2 separate regions of the Homo sapiens genome follow, and region 2 is linked to region 1. A link is an interaction called in ENCODE POLR2A ChIA-PET data of the cell type or tissue named here. Cell type or tissue: OCI-LY7. All regions are shown on one strand. Links, peaks and the distances in the headings refer to the core of each region. The heading gives the core; the rest is flanking DNA. Region 1 overlaps FBLN7 (fibulin 7). Region 2 overlaps TTL (tubulin tyrosine ligase).

The links. Peaks named below come from ENCODE experiments on the same cell type or tissue, not always from the same donor. Only the 100,000 strongest peaks of a DNase experiment are listed, where the experiment ranks them.
Region 2: POLR2A ChIA-PET joins it to region 1 with 13 read pairs; 2 of 35 experiments call an interaction of 5 or more read pairs at or near these places.

What each region holds. Positions count from the first base shown.
Region 1 is chr2:112,152,980-112,164,573 of GRCh38, forward strand. FBLN7 (fibulin 7) reads left to right here. Exons shown (of 8, transcript NM_153214.3): 2 at 6,697-6,856. Among named protein-coding and RNA genes, the nearest start is that of FBLN7, 20 kb to the left of the region's middle. RefSeq lists an enhancer at 3,559-4,388. In OCI-LY7, for the core only: no CTCF peak of the experiment used is centred there; a DNase peak (open chromatin) is centred at 6,752; H3K27ac peaks cover 784 bases.
Region 2 is chr2:112,528,631-112,540,224 of GRCh38, forward strand. It overlaps TTL (tubulin tyrosine ligase), which reads left to right. Exons shown (of 7, transcript NM_153712.5): 7 at 51-11,594. The coding sequence ends at 165. Among named protein-coding and RNA genes, the nearest start is that of POLR1B, 8.0 kb to the right of the region's middle. RefSeq lists enhancers at 1-465, 466-966. In OCI-LY7, for the core only: no CTCF peak of the experiment used is centred there; no DNase peak of the experiment used is centred there.

The DNA.
Region 1 (11,594 bases), core at 4,492-8,491:
TCTTATTGCTTCTGTTTCTGTAGAGAGTTCTGACTAATCCAAAGGCCTCAGGCAACTCCCCAAGTGAAATTCTCTCACTTCCTCCAGAAGCACCCACTTTCTCTCCTCATATATGTGGGTGCTGAGCAGAGGTCTCTGGCATGAAGAGTAGTCGAGGATTTATAACCCGCCTCTGGCTCAGTTGAAAAATAAAAATAAGTTCTGTAGAGAGCACATTCACGAATTCGACATGACTCAGACGCTGAAGACTCCGAGCCTTGGCCAGCAGGCTCACATTTGGTAAGTTGCTCGGTCCTTTCAGAGACCTAAGGCATCAAAACATCTGTGTTCCCATTAACAAAATGCTGACGTGACGCATAGCTGTGGCTTGGGAGAAACCAGCGTGGGAGACGGCCCCTCCAAGTCTAGGGGTCATCCGTGGCCATCGGAGGTCTTGGAGCTCTATTGTCACCAAAGAGGCTCTCAAAAGGTGTCACTGTACCAAGACTGTCACTGTGAGGAAGACCATCGAGCCAGGTTACAGGAGAACAGAAGCCCCAGGGACCAGTCCCCATGTTTCCGTACATACTCCTGAAGCTTCTCTGTACCCTCTGTTGCCTTCAGAGCAGGTTCGGAGTGAGCCCAAACAGCATGGGGGCCTGGATGGGATGAGAGGGGTCAGGCCTGCTGGCAGGGGACCGGGTGAGCCGGGGGACACACACCCATCTTTGGCTGTGTCCACCCTTGGACCAGGAGGTAGGGTCTGGGGGTACGAAATGTCTCTGGAGGCCCAGCCATCCTGCAAGTGGTAGTTGGTTCTCAGAGGAAGGGAGCCTGGTGATCTCTGAGGAATCTTCCGTGGACCCGCCGGAGTAAACACTGTGCGAGAAGGGGCTGGAGGGGAGATGGACAAGAATTCCCGGAGAAGGGCAGGGGTGGATGGAGCGTTCCATGGGCCTTCTTGCTTCCAAGAGCCTTAAAACCAGCTCCTCCCCTCGCCCAGCTCTCAGCACTGGTCTGCGTCTTCCAGAACCATCCATGCCACCTCTACTCCAGCTTGGAAAAACCTGGATGGGGTGACATCTGTTGTTCCTTCTCTAACTGGTTCTCTGCAAACATTGCCATTGGTGTCAAGTTAGATGAAGTACTCACCCCTTTAAAGAGTTTCATAACAGAAACGGTAAACCTTGATATTTTTCTACTCAAAGATGGAAGGTTTCACTGCATGTCTCCTCTTAGTTCCATTTCAAAGAAGTTATTAATTCAAAGAAATGGAAACTATTCGTCATTATTTATTGTCAATGACATAAGTTGGGCCACGACTGGTTTTGAAGGGATGAAAATTTATACCATTTGAGGGGATCTCTCTAAGAAAAAGATTTAAAACGGGGCGCCTCAAGAGCCCTGGAAGAGGCCTGGGAAAGTGAGGACCCAGACATGGCAGCTTCCTCAGCTTCGAGGGGACGGCCTCTGGAACACGCTCTGTCCTTCCTGGTGTGCAGGGGCCTCCCCTTGCTGCCCTGTCTGGATCTGACCTTCACCCACTCCCACCTTGGAGAGTGGGAGGTCAGCTTCGAGGGCTGTGCGGAGCCTGGGGTTGCTTTTCACTGTTGGGACCTGGAACCCTGAGATGGGAAAGCCTCACCCAAAAGCCAGCCCTTCACTGAGCAGCAGGTGGACAGCCCTTGAGGGTCCGGCCGGCTTCCTGTCCATCCCATAGCCCCTCACAGCACCCTTGGCCTGACCTCAGCAAGGACCACATGTGCATGGAAGGAAATGGCCTGCTTCCATGCATGGCTCAGAGCAGGGGAGGGTGGTGGGTTTGGGAGGGGAATGGCAGACAACTGTGGCTGTGGGCAAGGAGCCCCCTGCCCAGACTGAAAAGAGTGCATTGAGGAATGAGAATTGAGACTCAGAGACAGGCCGGTTGCTCTGCTCGTTAACATGAAAATGATGCCACAGCCAGTGTTGAGGGGAAAGAGCTGACATAGAGCCTGCATCCTGTGGGGCTGCATGGTGACGTCTGTGCAAGGGAGCACCTGTGTCTAACCCAAGACTTGAAACCCAACGAAAAGTTAACAGTGGTTGTCTCTGGTTGTGGGACTTGTTCTTTGTTTGAATGCATTTTTCTGTATTTTGAATTGTTTTGCAGAGATTATGCTTTCTTTTTATGATCAAGCAAAATGATAAAGCTTTCTCAGCTTGGAAAAAGGGGGCACTGGGGTCTCAGGCCCCTCACATGACCTCATTTGTCCCCATAATGTGGGTCTCATGGGTGCATGTCTTGGTATGTAAGGATTCCAGCTTCATCATCTAGCTTTGCAAAGGAGCTCGGTGATGCCTGTGCCTATACCAACTCAGGTGACAGATGAGCATGGCATCCAGGACCTGCCCTGTTAGGAGCAGCTGCAGCTCAGACCCTCAAACCTCATGTCAAAGGCACGGATACTCTCTGCTTCTCGGGCTCCCTGGCCCCAGCCCCGGCATGCTGGCTTGCCGAGAGCAGCAAGATGCTTCCTTGTACCACGCTCTGTTTCATCAGCCTCACCCCAGAGAGGTTGGAGGCTGGGATGGGCCACAGCCTCCTCACCTTCCCTCGGCAAGTCAGCCTGGAGCCTTCCTGTCTCCCTCCCCGCCTGGGACGGAGATGCAGCCTTGGTTTGCTTGGTCTTGAAGATGTTTAAGGTTTTTCCGTGGTAACTGGCAAGCTGGGCACATCTCACCCTCAATGAGCACCGGGGAGAAAGCAGCTGGCGCCTGTTGCCCACGGAGCAGGAAGTGGCACCGGAAGCAGAGGGCAGTTGTGCCTGGAGCCAGCAGCACTGGGGTTAGAAATACTTGGCTGCCCAGCGGCCAAGTAGAAGACAAGACCCTGTCCCTCCACACACACTCCCCTGCTTCCTTTACTTCCTGGAGCCCCAGGCCATCACCCCAGGTTCCTGGCAGTATGCTTGCCCTTCCCAGCGCAGCCTTTGGCACAGATTTCTCCCGGCTTCAAAACTGAGCCCTCCATGTACCCGGGGCAGCTGCGGCTCCGCGAACCCACTTTCAGCTGTCAGGGCCTGGCCAGCTCGTAGCGCAGGAGGCAGCTGTTCGCCTGGCTGGATGTGGGCAAGGACGTCTCCTCCACCTTCCCTTCACGCTTCCTGCCCCCGCTGCCCAGGTGCCCAACCTGAACTTTGCACGGGAGTGAGAAATCTACTGTGGGGCATTTGGGCTCAGTCCTATCAATCCCTAGTGCAAATTCATCAATAAGATCATTCACCACACAGGAGCCTGTGAGAACAAAGGAGGCAGTCCATTGGGGTGGCCGGCGGGGCTGGGTGGGAGTCAGACTTCCTGGCCTGGCTCTACTGCTCCTAAGCCCCATGATTTGGGGGAAGGTGTTTGACTTTCAGCCTCCATATCTTTCTCTATGAAATGGAGACAAGCCCCGTTTCTCCACGGGGTTGCTGCCGGCCAGTAGCTGAACTATTCTTTGTTACAGCGAAGAAGCTCTTTGTAGACTGAAGTACACAAATGCAATTGACATATAAACCATGAAGTCATCTATAAAAGCAGAGCCCCCCTTTTTTAAGGAAGGGGACGTGGGTGTGGGAAATCAGGTTTGGGTGGCAGGGCTGCACGGTGCTGGGCAGGTACGGGGTTGCAGGAGGTCGCTCCTGAGTGCCCCAGGACCTGCGTGGGAGGGACCACAACGTGGGAGGAGGAAGGAAAACAAACCAAACTTCTCTTCCGAGCAATTGCGTTTGGGGCTGTGCCTGGTCAGGCCCTGGGTATGGTGGAGGCCCAGGAGCCCCCGGGATTAACGAATTCCAGGGGCAACTGGGGATTCAACTGTGTCAAAAGCATCCATTCAGTCTGGCCAGTGAGTCATCTGTTTGGTGAAATCTCCACGGTGCAGAGGCCTGGCAGCCTCCCTGGGAGAGCGGCAGTGGCTCCATTCCCACCGCGGTGGTGGTGGTGGTTGTGGTTGTGGTGCTTCGTTGGTGAGGCTGGAAGCCACCCTGGCTGTGGGGGCCACACACCTCCCTGCCACTTTACTGTTCCACTGTATTTTAGAGAGTTTTTTTGAATTATAAAACCAATACTCAGTAGAAAAAAAATTAAGTAGAAAAAATAAAATTAAGACTGGGTGCGGTGGCTCACACCTGTAATCCCAGCGCTTTGGGAGGCCAAGGCAGGCAGATCACCTGAAGTCAGGAGTTCGAGACCAGCCTGGGCAACATGGCGAAGCCCCGTCTCTACTAAAAATACAAAAATTAGCGGGGCATGGCGGTGGGCACCTGTAATCCCAGCTACTAGGGAGGCTGAGGCATGAGAATCACTTGAACCCGGGAGGTGGAGGTTGCAGCGAGTTGAGATTGTGCCATTGCACTCCAGCCTGGGTGATAGAGTGAGACTCTATCTCATTAAAAAAAAATTAAATTAAATTAAAACATAATCCATAAGCCTATCCCTAAAGATAACCATCATCGTCTTGATGTGTCTCCTGTCTCCTGTGCAGGCAGCAGAGTCCAGGCTGTGCTGTTGTAACACACAGCCCCCAGTGAATGTGAATGGCCTTAGTAGAGACCTGCTTGCTCCACAAGGCCGAGGTCCCATCCCTCCCCACTTGATTCACCCCTCCTTTACTATTTTTCATGTCCTGGCTCTTTTTCTTAATTAGGTAATTAATTTTTTTGAGGCAGGGTCTCACTCTGTCACCAAAGCTGAGTACAGTTGTGCAATCATGACTCACTGCAGCCTCAACCTCCCAGGCTCAAGTGATCTTCCTGCCTACAGGCGAGCACCACCATGCCCAGCTAATTTTTTATTTTTTGTAGAGACAGGGTCTCAGTCTGTTGCCCAGGGTGGTCTTGAACTCCTGGATGCAAGTGATCCCAAAGTGCTAGGATTACAGGCGTGAGCCACCGCACCCAGCCTGTCCTGGTTCTTTGGTTCTTTTTTTTTTTTTTGAGACGGAGTCTCGCTGTCGCCCAGGTTGGAGTGCAGTGGCGCGATCTCGGCTCACTGCAGGCTCTGCCCCCCGGGGTTCACGCCATTCTCCTGCCTCAGCCTCCTGAGTAGGTGGGACTACAGGCACCCGCCACCTCACCCGGATAATTTTTTGTATTTTTAGTAGAGATGGGGTTTCACCGTGTTAGCCAGGATGGTCTCGATCTCCTGACCTTGTGATCCGCCCGCCTCGGCCTCCCAAAGTGCTGGGATTACAGGCGTGAGCCACCGTGCCCAGCCTGTCCTGGTTCTTAAAGGCAGTTGAGATTGGAAATATTTAGTTTGGTTTTGTTGTTGTTGTTGTTTTTGAGATAGGGTTTCAATGTTATCCAGGCTGGAGTGCAGTGATGTGATTGCAGCTCACTGCAACCTCCCTCCCAGGCTCAGGCAATCATCCCACCTCAGCCTTCCAAGTAGCTGGCACTACAGGCATACATCACCGGGCTCGGCTAATTTTTTTGTTTTTAATTATTTTATTTTATTTTATTTATTATTTTGAGACAGAGTCTTGCTCTGTTGCCCAGCCTGGAGTGCAGTGGTGCAGTCTCGGCTCACTGCAACCTCTGCCTCCCAGGTTCAAGCGATTCTCCTGCCTCAGCCTCCCGAGTAGCTGGGATTACAGGCACCTGCCACCATGCCCGGCTAATTTTAAAAATATTTGTAGTTGAGACTGGGTTTCACCATGTTGGCCACGCTGGTTTCGAACTTCTGACCTCACATGATCCGCTCGGCTCAGCCTCCCAAAGTGCTAGGATTACAGGCATGAACCACCGAGCCTGGCTGAATTTTTAAATTTTTTGTAAAGATGAGGTCTCACTATATTGCACAGGCTGGTCTCGAACTTCTGGCCTCAAGCAATCCACCCACCTTGACCACCCAAAGTGCTGGGATTACAGGCATGAGCCACCGTACCCGGCCAGGAAACCTTGAGAATTTTAGCATTAAGTAGAATGCTGGCACCTCCGGGGAGTGGCCATCTGCCATCTAGAAGACATCACCAGAAACTAACACTGCCGATGCCTTGATCTTGGACTTCTAGCCCCGGAACTGTGAGGAAATAAGTTTCTGTTGTTTGAACAAGCAAACAAAAAGTATGATGCTTGATGCTGCTTTAAGTTAGGTAGCCTTTATCATGATAAGCATGATCCTCCATTTTCTGCCTTTCTATGGCTTAAAAAAAAAATCATCAGAACTGAACATTGACTTTTATTGAATGCCTCTTTAACTCTAGTGAGTTTTTTTTTTTCTTATTTCCCATGTTATATGTCTTTAAAGAATAGGAACCATTGGGCATTCCTGTTTTGCCTGTTTTACATGTATTATTGGCCCTTTGCTTTTAAAAATGTCTAAGAGTGACAGAAAGAAAATGTTTGCCAAGGCCCAGGGTTTTCAGAGCATTAACTTAGAGTGAAGAATTAGAGAGAATCTCTCAGAGTGGCAGCGTGGTGATTATAAGGCTCTTTGGGTTCAAATAACTGTTCATCCACCCGGTCATTTAGAGTCATCCGTCCTGCCTGCATTTTGTTTTTGTCAAGGGGTGAACTGGGGCTACCATGCATGTACTTGGGGCTGTCCAGCGGCAGGTCACTTTTACGTTGCGTTGAGTGAGCTTCAAACGCGGTTTGGACCCCGTGGCTTCGGCGATTTCGGAAGCTCAGACAAGCATGTGGGACTGAGTCAGTCTCAATGGGTGGTGGCGGCGATGTCTTCTCTCCGCAGAACTGTCTCAGCAAACAGCAGCTCCTCTCGGCCATCCGCCAGCTGCAGCAGCTGCTGAAGGGCCAGGAGACACGCTTCGCCGAGGGCATCCGCCACATGAAGAGCCGGCTGGCCGCGCTGCAGAACTCTGTGGGCAGGGTGGGCCCAGATGCCCTTCCAGGTGGGTCCCCACGTCGGCACCGCTGGGGCGGCAGCGCAGCACTCGAGCACTCTCCCCGAGACGCTCCCAGCTGGAGGCCCCTCGTCACCCCTCACCCTTCCCCCATCACCTTCCATCTTCCAACTGTGGCCCCCCCTTTTTTATTTATTATTTATTTATTTATTTATTTTTTTGAGACGGAGTCTCGCTCTGTCGCCCAGGCTGGAGTGCAGTGGCGCGATCTCGGCTCACTGCAAGCTCCGCCTCCCGGGTTCACGCCATTCTCCTGCCTCAGCCTCCCGCGTAGCTGGGACTACAGGCGCCCGCCACCACGCCCGGCTAATTTTTTGTATTTTTAGTAGAGACGGGGTTTCACCTTGTTAGCCAGGATGGTCTCGATCTCCTGACCTCGTGATCCGCCCGCCTCGGCCTCCCAAAGTGCTGGGATGACAGGCGTGGGCCACCGCGCCGGGCCAATCTGTGGCCCATTTGTAAGCCTGGTTGGTGGCAGTGGGGGTGGGGGGAGCACATTAGAAAGGCAGCTGCCCCCTTTCTTCTCCCTCAGCCTCAATGTCACCCCTTTTCTTCTTCAGCCTTTTCATTCTGGCCTTAACAACTATCACGTCTTCATACGGACCAAACTGTTGCAAGGCGCCACTTTTAGATCACGCACTGCTTTTCCCTTCCCCGTCCACAAGTTGGATCCAGTTTTGGTTTTGTTTTCATTTTTGATTTTACTTTAAGATAATTTTTTAGAGCAGTTTTAAGTTCATAGCAGAGTTGAGTGGAAAGCACTGCGTTCCTCCACACCCTCTGTGCGTGCACACACACGCGCACGCACACGCGCACGCACACGCACACGCAGACGCACGCACACGCACACACGCACGCACACACACAAGCACGCGCACACGCACGCACACGCACACACGCGCACGCACACACGCACGCACACGCAGACGCACACGCACGCACACGCACACACGCACGCACACACACGCACACACAAGCACGCATACACGCACGCACACGCGCACACACACACACACACACTCAGCCCGAGCCAGTGCAATACACTGGTTCCAGTCCATGACCAAGGTTGGCTCCAGTGCTTCAGGCGTGAAAGTGCACCCTCCAGGGAGTCCCCGTTAGTACCAGGACGGTTGGGAGGGAAGGGCTGCTGAGGACAAGTTCCACTTGTCTGATGAGGCTACAGCCGACACCCCAGACTCCCTCCCATGAGGGCAGGACTCTGACAGACACAAGGGCACTTTTTCATGCTTGCCCTGTAACAGCTTTCACACCGCCAAGACCCAGAGATGGGCGGCTGGTTTTCCTCCGGTGTCTTAGGGTGCTGGGGGACAGGGGCCAGTCATCATGTTCATTCAAAGTCAGGAGCCTGTGGAATATCTGACATCATTTACTCACTGCAGACACATTTATCAAGGGCTGTCTTTGTTGAGTGAGTTGAAGTTTCCTGGGGAAGGCGTTGGATTTCCTACCTTCTCGGAGATGATGGTGGCAAATCCAGCTCTCAACGGCACTGAGTCCGTTCCTGTTTTCCTTGGCTCCACAGCTGCAGAAATAACCACCAGCCAAGCCTCACACTTTCCAAGGCACTGTGAGGCCCAAGCCCTCACTGGGGCTCCACACACCCCAACTCCATGGTGCAGGCAGGGTGTCTTTCCTTCCTGCCTCAGATGGGGAAACTGAGGCCAAGACAAGTAAGTTAGCGGTCAAGGCCTGACTCCACAAAGCCTTCCTTGTTTTCATGGGGTCAGAGCTGCCTGCGGTCCCTGGGAGTTTCAGTGGAGCCCACAGGGAATGTTATACAATTCCCCTGCCCATGTGAGAGGGCCCTGCCCATGTGAGAGGGCCCTGCCCGCTAGACAGATAGAAAGGCAGTTATTATTACATTATTCATCCTCCTTCCCAAGATTCAGGGGCTTTCATCTCTGAAATGTACAACATTTTTTAAAGTGCCAAATTCTCTTTTTAAAAAATCGCCATCATGTATTGTATTTCTAAGTGTGTGGGGGACCCCGTGCTGGGTACTTTATGCGTGCAGAGGCTGATCCTGTGACAGCCCTGCAGAGGACAGGCAGCTGTCAGGATCCCTTTTCAGGGTGTGGTGGGGGTTGGGCCCGCACCTGGAGGAAAGCCAGACACCTGCCCAGATCAAATGGCACATAGTGGGAAAACTACCTTATTGCTTTTTAAAAGAGAGACAAGGTCTCGCTCTGTCACCCAGGCTGGAGAGCAGTGGAGTGATCCTAGTTCACTGCAGCCTCCCAGGCTCAAGCGATCCTCTCACCTCAGCCTCCTAGGTAGCTAGGATTACAGGTGCACACCACTGCACCTGATTTTGAAAATTTTGTAAAGATGGGGTCTCACTATGTTGCCCAAGCTGATCTTGAACTCCCAGGCTCAAGCGATCCTCCAGCCTCAGCTTCGCAAAGTGCTGGGATTACAGGCGGGTGCTCCTGTGCCAGGCCTGTTTTGCCTTTTTTTTTTTTTTTTAAGGGAATTTGCTGGGAGTCAGGAAGAATAATTTCCAGTTCTGGAGAATTCTTGGTCTTCCTCTCTGGCTTCCATATGAAGTACCTCCCTCCTGTTTCCTGGGTGCATCATCACAACCCATCAGCTTCAGGGTTCATCCAGAGCAGCCTCAGCGGATTCATGTCCCCATGTTGCTGAGACTGCTTAACTGTGGGTCTCACTCCTTACATGCTAACTTCACCTCGGAAGGCGCAGGGAGCTTCGCTGTGGCTCTGCACACTCAGTAGGATGTGCTTCTCGCCAACAGAATCAACCAAAGGACACGTTCCCCTTCTGTCACTAGAGAAGGGCCTTCAGCTCCCATTTGGGATGTGACTACAAATTGATTTTTAATTAATTTGTATCCATTAATCCACTCCATTCACATTTATTAAGCATCTATTAAGTGCCAGATACTGTTCAATCTATTCAGGTATGGTGTATTTGTGAGTTGCAGGTAGTTTTCTTTTGTCGAGGTTTTTAAAGATTTTTCATCCCCAAAGAGACCCTACTATTTTCCCCCAATGCATTTTAAAACTCTTTAACGCAATAAAGTACTAGATGTAAAAAAAAAGAACTATAAAGTAATTTATTTCAGAGGCTGAGGCAGAACCCCGGGAGCAGCCGAGTCCTGGGATGTGAGCTCTCACTCGCTTGCTACTCACAAGGTTATTACCACTGGGGGCCAACTTGGAGCTTTACTCAAGGAAGGCGATGCAGCAATGGGCAGATATTCCCCAATCACCAAAGGCCACCGAGCATCCTCGGAGGGTCCGGCACCTCCCTCCGCCCCAGCTCAGGCTGCCACGGCTGCTCCTCAAAGAACCCTAGGTTGTGTCCGGCCCAGGTGGGATTTTGGGCAGGGCTACACCATCCTGCCAGCTGCACTCCTGGACAGGGAGGCCCATCACGCTCCTTAATGGCCTCTGGTCCAGGACACCCCTGATCAGTGCATCCTCATGGGGGATGCTCAGTGACTCTGTCACTTGCTTTGACCTGCACAGTTGAAGCAACAGTTCTGTTTGTGCCTGTTTAAAATATGAACATGGCAAATGACACTTGGAATTTACCTTAAATGCATTTTAGAAGTGGCTCTGAATTTCCATCTAAACTGAATCCAAATCCAAGCCATCCTAACTTTGGGCATTCCCTCGTCGCCCATGCGTGATGCTCTGTTGCAAAAAGAAGAGGAACAGGCTAGCTTCACCCCGTCTCTCTCCAACCACATCAGTCCTTCGGGAAATCTTCACAGAGCAGCCAGGATTCGAACCATGTCCCTCATGCTCAGCTACTACCCTGGCCTGAGCTTCCCTCCCCTTCCTCTTGTACGGGCACTTCACAATCAAACCGCAGCAGGAGTGCTGCTGAGAGAGACCTCCAGAGGCCCGGTCTCACACGGAGAACAAGTTGCATGGCCTTTTTGTTTTCTTTCCAATGCCCCGTGTAACTCTGAGCTGTCTTGATCCTGTTGCCTGACTCATGTCTAACTACTTTCCACCTCGTCCACTCTATTCCAGTCCTGTTGCCTCCTTGACATTCCTCAGACCTGCCAGGCACATCCCCACCTCAGGATGTTTGACCAGCTGTCCCTCTGCCCTCCCCAGACATCTGTCTGGCTGTGCCTTCACCTTCAACTCGTTCTGGTGAGGCCTGCCCTGACCACTGTATTCAAAATGATGCCCTCTCTCCAGCATCTCCAGCATCATTCCCTGCTTTCATTTTCTACATGGCCCCACACTTCGCCATTGCTTATTATCTCCCCTGCTAGATGGTGGGCTTCCTGAGGGTTGGGTTTTGTCTATTTTGTTCATGGATATAGCCCAAGTCCCTAATATAGTGCCTGCCTAAGTCCCTAATATAGTGCCTGGCACATAGTAAAGATGCAATAAATAAGGCTCCATTCATTCATTTGTTCAAGAATGATTTATGATTTATCCAGTATTCACTATGTGCCAGGCAGTGGGCTGGTGCTGGGGATACACAGGAACATAGGCCAGATGCATTCTGATGGAGAGGACTGACCGCATATCTAGAAAGAGGCAAGTCAATAAGAAAGTTCGGATGGTTACAGATACTGAGAAGACAGCAGAGTGAGCACCTGGGGAAGAGTGTCTGGGGAGGTCTGGGTTAGGCACGGTGGCCAGGGAACACGCGGGGAGGTGGTGGCATATGAGTGGAAACCTGGAGAGTGAGAAGGAGCCAGTTGTGGAAGCTCTGAGGA
Region 2 (11,594 bases), core at 4,590-8,589, 380 kb after region 1:
CTTGTACTTTGATGAACATCCTCAATGATATTTTTAAAAACACATTTCAGGAAGCTCTATGCAGAACTGTGCCAAGGCATCGTGGACATAGCCATTTCCAGTGTCTTCCCACCCCCAGATGTGGAGCAACCTCAGACCCAGCCAGCTGCCTTCATCAAGCTGTGACAGAGGGCACTCCCTGCTGCCTTGGAAAAAGCACGGGGTCCTGCTCCAGGGAATGGTGAAATGACTGGATTGCTCTTTATCCAGCCCACAGCAGGGGAAAGAAAGGCAACTCGCAAAGATGAGATGGAAGAAGGCACGTGAGCAGAGGAGGCAGCTCCCAAAGAGAGGGCTGCTCAGGGGGCTTCCCAGATGTAGCTCTCAGCAGTGCTGTTGAGACTTTTGAAAACAACTTTGGTACACAAAGGCAGCTTTGTGAGCAGAGCTCCTTCCCCTCTCCCCGGGAACGGCAGGGCACTGGGACCTCTGGTCGGTGCCTCCCACCCACTGCAGCCCTAGTGCCTTAGCTCCATGCCCGGCTGCAGCCCCACTGCTCTGGACTATGGATTGGACGTCAGAGCATATTGGAGGTTGCCTGTGTGTTCCCCACCCATCCCTTCGGTAACACTCTGCCACACTAAGCTCTGTACAAGCATGCACCAACAGTCCTTAGTTTTGTGCTGTGCACTGGCCTCTCGGCAAAGGTGGTTTCCCTCATCACCTTCCTGATGGTGTTTGGTCAGTCACCTGTCAGGGTTTGTGCGGGTTGGGCCCCAAAACAGCATATGCTGCTCTAAGTCTGCTCTCTGCATGTTTTAGAAACAAAGTGGCAAGTCTGCCCTGAACCTGTAAGCATCAAATAAGCATGAGAGAGAAAAAAACATGATATATTGCTTTACTTAATAGGTTGAATATGGTAGGTCTTTGAAAATATGATGATTCAATTTTCTCAATTTTCTTTGCTTTAACCAAAATTCTAAATGCAGTTTTGCCTAGTTCCCTTTTTTTTTCTTTTTTTACTTTTTTTTAAACGTTTGTAAAAACCTCTTTGAGGATGAGGAGTCAGTAAAATTCCACTCCCCAAGTGGCCCTGCCCCAGACAAAGGTTGCTTTCCCCCTTTTTGTTCTTTTTATGCCCCCAAGCACTTTCTGCAGTAGCTAGAGGGACAGGTTTCCTTCCAGGAAGGATTCGAGTTCCTGTGCCTGTGGGTATTAGGAGAGTATATATCCTGCCTGAATGGGGAAGTCTTCTAAAATGGGAAAGAAGTGGTTTCATCTCCACACAGTGTCTTGTAAATCTCAACAAATGTGTACTGTTAGAAGTGGCTTCCGCTTACTGGATTAACTAATACTTTATAGGCTTTTCAGGAGGCCACATCACTAGCAGTAGGGAGAACAAGATGTCATTTGTGTTCAGTGTAAGCTGAGTAAACAGGCCCTTCCTAGAGTGTCCTGGAAATCACAGCAACCCATTGAAAACTGCCCTCCCCACCAGAACGTGCTACGTTCTTTCTTCATGCCTATGTGTGCTCCATTCCTCATTTCTACTTGGCTCAAGAAAACATTTCTGCAGTCAGGTGAGACTTTTACAAAAGAGGAGAAAATCAATGCCTCCTTGAACATGATGAGATGTGAGAACTTACAATGAAAAAGGCAATAATGATAGAAATTATTTCTTAGGTACAGCAATAGTTGATAGGATGTGAGGGTGTTACCTTGGGGTGAAGTGGAGAAGGTCCCAGGTGAATTGGCTCTCATGGAAATTTGGAATTACAAAATAAACGTCCTGGGGGTTACCCAGAATACAGATTTAAAAGTTTGCCTGTAGAGCAAAATAAAACAGTCAGTTGTAGTCATTAATCCTTGAGGCCCAACGCAGCCGATGGGTTGGTGTTTGGGAAATTCTGAGATGGGAGTGAGATCTGATCGGATCCTGGGAAGATGTATACCCAGTTAGAACGTGTAGGGTTCTGGGTCCCTGGCAAGTCTAGGTGGGCGGGTGACAGGGAAAGCATGGGCATTTTTGTATTGCTGTCACATGCTAACAGAGGTTTGTAATTATCTTTTGGACCCAAATTATAGAGACATTCACGAGTTTTCTAGCCCTCACAGTAACAGAGCTAAGAATTCAGATGTCAGGAAGTCTGTGAATCTTGATGGATTTTCTGAGAAACCTGACTCAATGGCATATATAAGAGGGAAGTAAGACTTTTAAGAAAAGAAAAAGTTATGCCTCATTCCTCATGTGGCTTCCAATAAGTATCTTAGGAACTTATTTCCTTTTTAAAAAATATTTTTTAAATTTTTAAAATTTGATTTTAAATTTCAAATAAATTTAAATAAATTTTAAATAAATTTTAAATAAAATTTTACAGAGACGTGGTCTCACTGTGTTGCCCAGGCTGGATTGCAGTGGCTATTCGCAGTTGTAATCATAGCACACTGCAGCCTCGAATTTCTGGGCTTGAGCAGTCCTCCCGTCTCAGCCTCCTGAGTAGCTGAGACTACAGGTGCACACCACCAAGCCTGGCTTTATGTATTTATTTCTGTTCATGCGGAATGATTGGTTCAGAACTGTTCCTTTCCCTTCCATGATGTCCTTGACACAGAAGGTTATGCCTGGCTCCCAGTCAGGCTTCATACTTTTGGTCCATGTAAGTGCTACCCGTTGCTGGGGGAGGAGTCATGGTTTATTTGGAAATGTCAGTTGCAATCATGGTTCTGTCATTTGACTGCACAGTATCAGAGGAGCCTGTTAACCTCTCTGTGCCTTAGTTTCTTAGCCCATGAAAGAGATCATTGCCTGACCCAGGGACTACCTCAAGGGCTTTTGATGAGGACAAGTGACAGTAGGAAGATGCAAGAGCCTTTAGTACCAAGGTTCTCAACACTGACTACATGCTGGAATGACTGTGAAGCTTTTAAAAAATGTTAGTGCCCACTCTTCCCCTGTACCCCCGGACAGTTAAATCAGAACCTCAGACAGCAATATGCCTTGAGATGCCTTGAACCATGCTTGAGAAGGAAGGACAAACACATTATTATCTTGGAAGAATTGCATAAGGCTTATGACTTAAAAAAAAAAATTCTTTTTGGAAACACAAGCATTTCTTTAAGGATGACCGGATGTTGCCGTATGTATTTATGGCACAAGCAGGTGTTGTCTAAGCAGTTTCTCTGTTTGCTTGTCATAGCAGCATTTGGAAACTCAAACATGCTTTCATTTACATAAATAGTTTATGAAGCTTTGACAACAAATGTAAACAGACACGAAATTATAAATCTGCTAAATATGTATTAAGGGTATTAATTATTGAAAGTCCCTTTCCCCAAAACTCAACTCCTATGGCAATTATGAACTCCATTTTACCAAGAACATTTAAGTGCCTCAGCATCTGTATGATATAGTGGAGCAGGTGCTGACATAGGTACCAGCTGACATGATGTGTCACTAGCTCTGTGGGATGATTGCCACATACATGGAACACCTGGGAGTGCTGGAAATGTACTGTGATCGAAGTGACAAAGTGTGTTTTCATTCACAGTGGAGGCTACATCAAGCAAGGGGAGGTCCAGCCCTCTTGCAAGTGTGGTGAGAGGCTCTACTAGCAAAGACATGGGCACCGGAGTAGGTCCCGTGTAGCATGCGGGTGCTGTAGAGAAAATTCAGTGACGTACATGGCTCTGGTTCTGGACACAAAATCTGTACTGGAGAGGAAATGACTGCTGAAATAAGGCGATTGTATGAATATTTAAAATGCCTGGAACACTAAAGTAAAGTAATGATATTTCAAGTGTTTTTGTGCTCTTTGGTTCTTGTTGTAGGTATTGACTGTCCTGGGATATCACTGGTCATTTAAATTCACCATATAATTAGCCGGGCATGGTGGCATGTGGTGGTGGCTGAGGTGGGAGGATCGCTTGAGGCTGAGGTGTGAGGCTGCAGTGAACCATGTTCACACCACTGTACTCTAGCTTGAGCAACAGAGCAAGACCCTGTCTCAAAAGTAAATAAATAATAAAGTAAATATAAATCCATGATGCCGTTACTCAGGGGTAGACAGACTTTCTGTAAAAGGCCAGATAATAAATCTGCTAGGCTTTGCAAACCATGTAGGGCCTTTTTTGCATACTTTTTGTTTTTTTCTCCAACTCTTAGCTCATAGGCCGTATAAAAGCAGGCCAGATGTGCAGTAATTTGCTGACCCCAGGATGTTACCCAATACATAAGCCAACAGATTGTCCTTCAAAACTGATGAGCTTCTCAGTGAAGCACTGAGACTATTTCAGCTGCCAAAGTCCCAGCCCATCGTTTCTTACGTGTCTTGTGTATCGAGTTCTTGTAAAGCATTTCACCAAGGCCAGGTTTTTAAATACCTATAAACCTCACACACCTGAGATGCTTAGTCTTGTGGATAGAAAGAGTTTCATTAATGCAAATTGTTATTAACTTGTAACTTCTTGTGCAATAAGGCTGAATGCTTTGGACATCTTTCCTTTGTATGGCTGGCCTGCCTTCTGTGGCTGCTTCCACTTCATAAATATACCTCTGGCACAGAGGAGGTTTCCATGCCAGAAGCCCTGTGTAGGCACTCCACTCCAAACAGGTTTCACATACACTATGACACATTCCCAGTGGACTCAGCAGAGATTGCATGGGCAGGGTGCAGGGTGCAGGGTGCAAGCAGACATGGATCCAGGCAGGCACCTACTTAGGACCCTGAGAGTGGACAGGCCCAAAGCCTTTGGAAGACTTCTCTTAAAGACTGGTCCCACTTCCTGTCAGTAGCTACACCTCCTTCTTAACCTGAAGTTCTCCCATAACCCATATTTTAGAAGTGTTTTCCCCAAAGCATCCCTCCATATCTTAGTCTATTTTGTATTGCCATAACAGAATGTTACAGAGAAGTGTATGTGGCTCACGGTTCTGGAGGATGAGAAGTCCAATATCAAGGGGCTATATCTGGTGAGGGCCTTCTTGCTGCCTCAGCATGGCAGAAGGCATCACATGGCAAGAGAGGAATGGAGTCTAACTCACCCTTTAACTAGCAACCCATTCCTGTGATAACTAACCCACTCCTGGCATAACATCATTAATTTATTCATGAGGGTAGAGCTCTCGTGACCTAACCTCTTACAGGTCCCACCTCTCAACACTATTGCAGTAGAGATTAAGTTTCCAACACATTTACTTTGGGGAACACATTCAAACCATAGCAGTCCCTGAAGGCAAAGGAAAATGAACCCCTCTCCAATGCAATACATAGTAGCAGAACTTGAAGATTGTTGCAAGCATAATTCCTTTCAAAAATTATGAGAGGACATCAGTGGGCATAATAGAGTAACAACCTCTGAAAACCCTCTCTTCCATAAAAGCAATGAGAACACTAGCAAAACTGTCTAGACATTAACCAGAGGCTTGCAGCAATCCATTTATTCAAGAAAAGGCCTGTAATCCCAGCACTTCGGGAGGCCAAGGCGGGCGATCACGAGGTCAGGAGATGGAGACCATCCTGGCTAACACAGTGAAACCCCATCTCTACTAAAAATACAAAAAATTAGCCGGGCGCGGTGGCAGGTGCCTGTAGTCCCAGCTACTTGGGAGGCTGAGGCAGGAGAATGGCGTGAACCTAGGAGGCAGAGCTTGCAGTGAGCCGAGATCACGCCACTGCACTCCATCCAGCCTGGGTGACAGTGCGAGACTCTGTCTCAAAAAAAAAAAAAAAAAAAAAAGGAAAGGGTTGCATCTGGGTAAGAAAAGCAAGCTTTCTGACATTTTAATGTACCCTATTCCCACTCCCCCTTTCCCCAGCTCCACAACAGCCTCGGCCACACAATCATGCTGACATCCAGCAGCAGAGCAGCCACCGTAGGGCTCAGAAGGGGATTGGAACTCCTCCAAAGCTTCATTACCAGAGAATTGCCATTTGGCCTTTTTGGTAGTTCCATGTAAGTCCCTACTCCTAGGTCTTGTCTTTATTTGATGTGACTAAGAGGTTACCCAGTGTGAACAACCTTTTCCCTGGGTGCATTTGTCAAAAAAAATCAACAGCAATTGTTGAACATCTCAGCTTCCTAAGGTGGCTGTAACAGTTGGAACAAACAAACTGACCAAAAGACTTAGAAGGAAAAACTGGGAATGAGATTTCTATAGGACGTTTTGAAAAGCTTCAACCTATTCCTAAGAATGCAGAAGGCCACACACATGTGTAGGACTGTGCACATGCCCAGAAGAGACCTGAGAATTCCCCAGCTCTTTCGTCTGACCTTAAGTGTCTGCACAAACAGAGAGGACAGAGGCAGAAGGAGGGAAAGAGGGAGGGAGGAAAGGTAGGAAGGGGAGAAAGAGAGAGGAAGAAAGAGAAAGGAAAGAAAGGCAGGCAGAAAGAAGGAGAAAGGGAGGGAGGGAGGGAAAGGAGGGAGGGAAGAAAAGAGAAAGATTGAGAAAGAAAAAAGAGAAAGAAGAAAGAAAAGAAAAAAGGAAAGAAAGTTAGTTTATAAAATAGAACCAAGTAGAAATTTTAGAGTTGCAAAGTACAAAAATGCAAATGAAAGATTTACTTGAGAAGTTTAAAAAATGTGTGAACTGGTAAAAGAAGTAATCAGCAAATTAGAAGTCATTTGAGATTATCCAGTCTGTGGAACAGAAAAAAAAAATCAGCAAAGAAAAATGATCAGTGCTTCAGACACCCGTCAGACACCATCAAACATACCAACATACACATAATAGGAGTCCTAGAATAGATAAGTGAGAGAGAGGGAAGGGGATAAAACATATACTGGAAGAAATAGTGGCCAAAACCTTTCCCACTTTGAGGAAAAACATTAAAGTGAATCCAAGAAGCTCAACAAATTCTAAGCAGGAAAGACTCAAAGAGTCCACCTCAAGACACACCAGCCACTAAGTAAATAATTTTAAATATATAGTAAAAAATGACAAGGAAACAGAAATGTTACACTAGAAAATATATAAGAAAAGAGAAGGAAGTAATGAAAAATAGAGGAGAAAAAAAAGGCAAGAGGCCTAAAGAAACCAACAGTAAAATGGTAGATAAATCCTGCCTTATCAGTAATTTCATTAAATGCAAATGAATTAAATACTCCAATCAGAAGGTAGAGATTGGCAAATTGATTTTTTTTAAAAATCATGATCCAACTATATGCTATCTACAAAAAACACACTTCATTTTATTTTTATTTTTATTATTTAGAGACAGAGTCTTGCTCTGTTGCCTAGGTTGGAGTCTAGTGGTGTAATGATAGCTCACTGCAGCCTCAAACTTCTGGTTTCAAGTAATCTTCCCACCTTAGCCACCCAAGTAGCTGGAACTATAGGTGCCTGCCACCATACTTGGCTAATTTAAAACAATTTTTTTAGAGATAGGACCTGGCTTACTTCAAAACTTACCTGGCTAATTTCACTTCACATAACGATCTTCAGTTCCATCCATGTTGTTGGAAGTGACAGGATCTCACTCTTTATGGCTGAACAGTACTCCATTGTGTATAAGCAATATATTTTCTTTATCCATTCATCTGCTGATGGACACTTAGGTCGCTTCCAAATCTTGGCTATTGCAAACAAGGCTGCAGTAAACATGGGAGTGCAGATATCTCTCCAAAAAAAATTTTTTTTTTTTTAGAGATAGGGTCGTACTGTGTTTCCCAAGCTGGTCTTGAACTCCCGTCCTCAGGCAATCCTCCTGCCTCAGTCTCCCCTAAGCAGCTGGGATTACAGGCATCAGCCAATGCACCTGGCAAAACACACTTTAGATTCAAAAACACAAACAGGTTGAAAGTAAAATGATGGAAAAAGATATACCATGCAAACAGTAACTCAAAGAGAAGTGGAGTAGCTATACTAATGTTAGACAACATAAACTTTAAGAAAAAAATTGTTTCTATAGACAAAGAAGGACTTTTTTTTAATAGTTCCAACTTTTATTTTAAATTCTGGAGGTACATACACAGGTTTGTTACATGGGTCCTGAGGTTGGGGTACAGATCCCATTACCCAAGTAGTAAGCATAGTACCTAATGGTTAGCTTTCCAATCCTTGCACCCCTCCCTCCCTTCTCCCTCTTGTCATCTTTAGTGTCTCTTGTTGCCATTTTTGTGTCCATGTGTATCTAATGTTTGGCTCCCACTTATGAGACTGTGCAATATTTGGTTTTCTGTTCCTGTGTTATTTCACTTAGGATAATGGCCTCCAGCAGCATCCATGTTACTGCAAAGGACATGATTTCATTCTTTTTTATGGCTGCATAGTATTCCATGGTATATATGTACTATATTTTCTTTATCCAATCCACTGTTGATGGGCACCTAGGTTGATTCCATGTCTTTGCTCTTGTGAATAGCACTGTGATAAACATATAGGTGCATGTGTCTTTCTGGTAGAATGAATTGTTTTCTTTTGGATATATACCCAGTAATGGGAGGCTATGTTGAATGGTAGCTCTGTTTTTGTTTGTTTGTTTGTTTGTTTGGTGGAGTCTCTCTCTGTCACCCAGGCTGGAGTGCAGTGGTGTGATCTGTGCTCACTGCAACCTCCGCCTCCTGGGTTTAAGCGATTCTCCTGCCTCAGCCTCCCAAGTAGCTGGGACTACAGGCGTGTGCCGCCATGCCCAGCTAATTTCTGTATTTTTAGCAGAGACAGGGTTTCACCATGTTGGCTAGGCTGGTCTTGAACTCCTGACCTCAGGTGATCGACCTGCCTCAGCCTCCCAAAGTGCTGGGATTACAGGCATGAGCCACCATGCCCAGCTGCTCTGTTTTAAATTCTTTGAGAAATCTCCAAACTTCTTTCCACAGTGGTTCAACCAATTTACATTCCTGCCAGCAGTGTATAAGCATTCTCTTTTTTTCCTTAGCCTCTTCAGCATCTGTTATTTTTTGACTTTTTAATATAGCTATTCTGACTGGCGTGAGATGATATCTTATTGTGGTTGTGATTTCCATTTCTCTGTTGATTAGTGATGATGAACATTGTCTCATATGTTTCTTGGCCACTTGTATGCCAAGGACATTTTATATTGATAAAAGGGTCAGTCCATTAGGAAAATATGACAATTATAAACATATGTACCTAGCAATACAGCCTAAAGATACATGACATAAAAACTTAGAGAATTGAAGGAAGAAACAGACAATTTAACTACAATAGTTGGAACCCTCAAAACTCCATTTCAATAATAGCTAGAGCAACTAGGCAGAAGATCAACAAGAAAATAGAAAACACTATAAACCAACTAGACTTGACAAATATCTACAAGGCACTCCACCCAACAGCAGCAAAATACACATCCTTCTCAAGTGCACATGGAACATTCTCTGGGGTAGATCACATGCTAGGCCATAAAACAAGTCTCAGTAAATTTAAAAGAATTGAAATTATACTACATATGTTCTCTGACCATGTTGGAATAAAATCAGAAATCAGTAACAAATTTTGTTAATTTCTGTATTAATGAAGAAATATACAAGTAAAGAGGTTGGACTAATAATAATTCTTTTAAAACTTCCCACAGGGAAAAGCCCAGGACCAGATTGTAAGCCAGATGGTAAGGAATTAACACCAATATTTCATAGAGTCTCCTAAAAAATAGAAGAGAAGAAAATACTCCTCAATTGAGAAGAGTGTCCTCAACTTTATGAGGTCACTCTTAATACCCTGATACCAAAACCAGACAAAGATGTCACAAGAAAAGCAAATAGCAGACCAATAATCTCTTGGGAATACAAACGGAAAAAATCTTCAACAAAATACTAGTAAACCAAATCCAGCAACATAGAAAAAGGATTATACATTATGACTAAGTGGGACTTATCCTAAGATTACAAAGTTTGGAATAACTCATGTTCTCTTGTAAGTGGAAGCTAGGCTGAGCACGGTGGCTCACTCCTATAATCTCAGCACTTTTAGGAGGCCAAGGTGGGCAGATCAAATGAGGCCAGGAGTTTGAGTCCAGCCTGGGCAACATGATTAAATCTGGTCTCTATAAAAAATACAAGAATTAGCCAGGCATGGTGGTGCATGCCTGTAATCCCAGCTACTCTGATGGCTGAGGCACAAGAATCGCTTGAACCTGAGAAGAGGAGGTTGCAGTGAGCAGAGATCGCACAACTGCTCTCTGTCCTAGGTGACAGAGCAAGTCCTGTCTCAAAAAAATTAAAAAGTGGGAGCTAAACATTGGGTACACATGGACATAAAGTTGGGAAGAGGCCAGTCGCGGTGGCTCACGCCTGTCATCCCAGCACTTTGGGAGGCCAAGGCGGGCGGATCATGAGGTCCGGAGATCAAGACCATCCTGGCTAATATGGTGAAACCCCGTCTCCACTAAAAATACAAAAAATTAGCCGGGCGTGGTAGCAGGCGCCTGTAATCCCAGCTACTCAGGAGGCTGAAGCAGGGGAATCACTTGAACCTGGAAGGCGGAGGTTGCAGTGAGCCGAGATTGCGCCACTGCACTCCAGCCTGGGTGACAGAGACTCTGTCTAAAAAAAAAAAAAAAAAAAAAAAAGATGGGAACAGCAGACACTGGGGACTACTAGAGCCAGGAGAGAAGGAGGGGAGCAAAGATTGAAAACTACCTATTGGATACTGTGCTCGCTACCTGGGTGACAGGTTCAACCATACCCCAGACCTCAGCATCACCCAATATACCTTTGTAACAAATTCGCACATGTACCCCCCTGATTCTAAAATAAACGTTGAGAAGGGGAAAAGAAAGAATGCAAGGTTTTTTTAACATACAAAATTTACTTAATATAATATACCACTTTAATAGAAAAAAGAGGACAAAAAGCACATGATCATTTCAATATACACTGAAAAAGCATTTGGCAATACACAACACTCTTTCTTGGAAAAAACCTTTCAACAAACTAGAAATAAATTACTTCCTCAACATGATAAAGAGCATCTTTGGAAAAACCCACAGCCTACATCATATTAATGGTGATGTGAAAGCTCCAGTTGGGAGCTTTCTTCCCAATATCAGGCACAAAACAAGTATATTTATTCTTGTCACTTCAACATTGTATTAAATGTTCTAGACAGAGCAATTCGACAAAAGGAAGGAAAGAAGACTGCGCATTCAGATTGGAAAGGGAGAAGTATGATGATCTCTCTTTGCAGACGACAAGATACCATATAGAAAAAGTCCTAAGAAATCCACTTACGCTGTTAGAACTAATAAAGAGTTTAGCAAGATTGCCAGACACAAGATCAATATACAAAACTCAATGGTATTTCTACATATTACAAACAATTTGAAGTTAAGAAAACAATTCCATTTATATCAACACCAAAAAGAATGAAATACTTAGGAATAAATTTAACAAAAGTTCATTTCTACACCAAATACTACAAAACATCTCTGAAAGAAATTAAAGAACACCTAAATAAATGGAAAGACATCCCATGTTTATGGATTGGGAGATAATTATTGTTAGGATGAAAATAGGCCCCAAATTGATCTACCAATTGAACACAATCCTGATCAAGAATCTCAGCCTTCTTTGCAGAAATTGACAAGCTGGGCCGGGTGTGGTGGCTCACACCTGTAATCCCAGCACTTTGGGCGGCCAAGGCAGATGGATTACTTGAG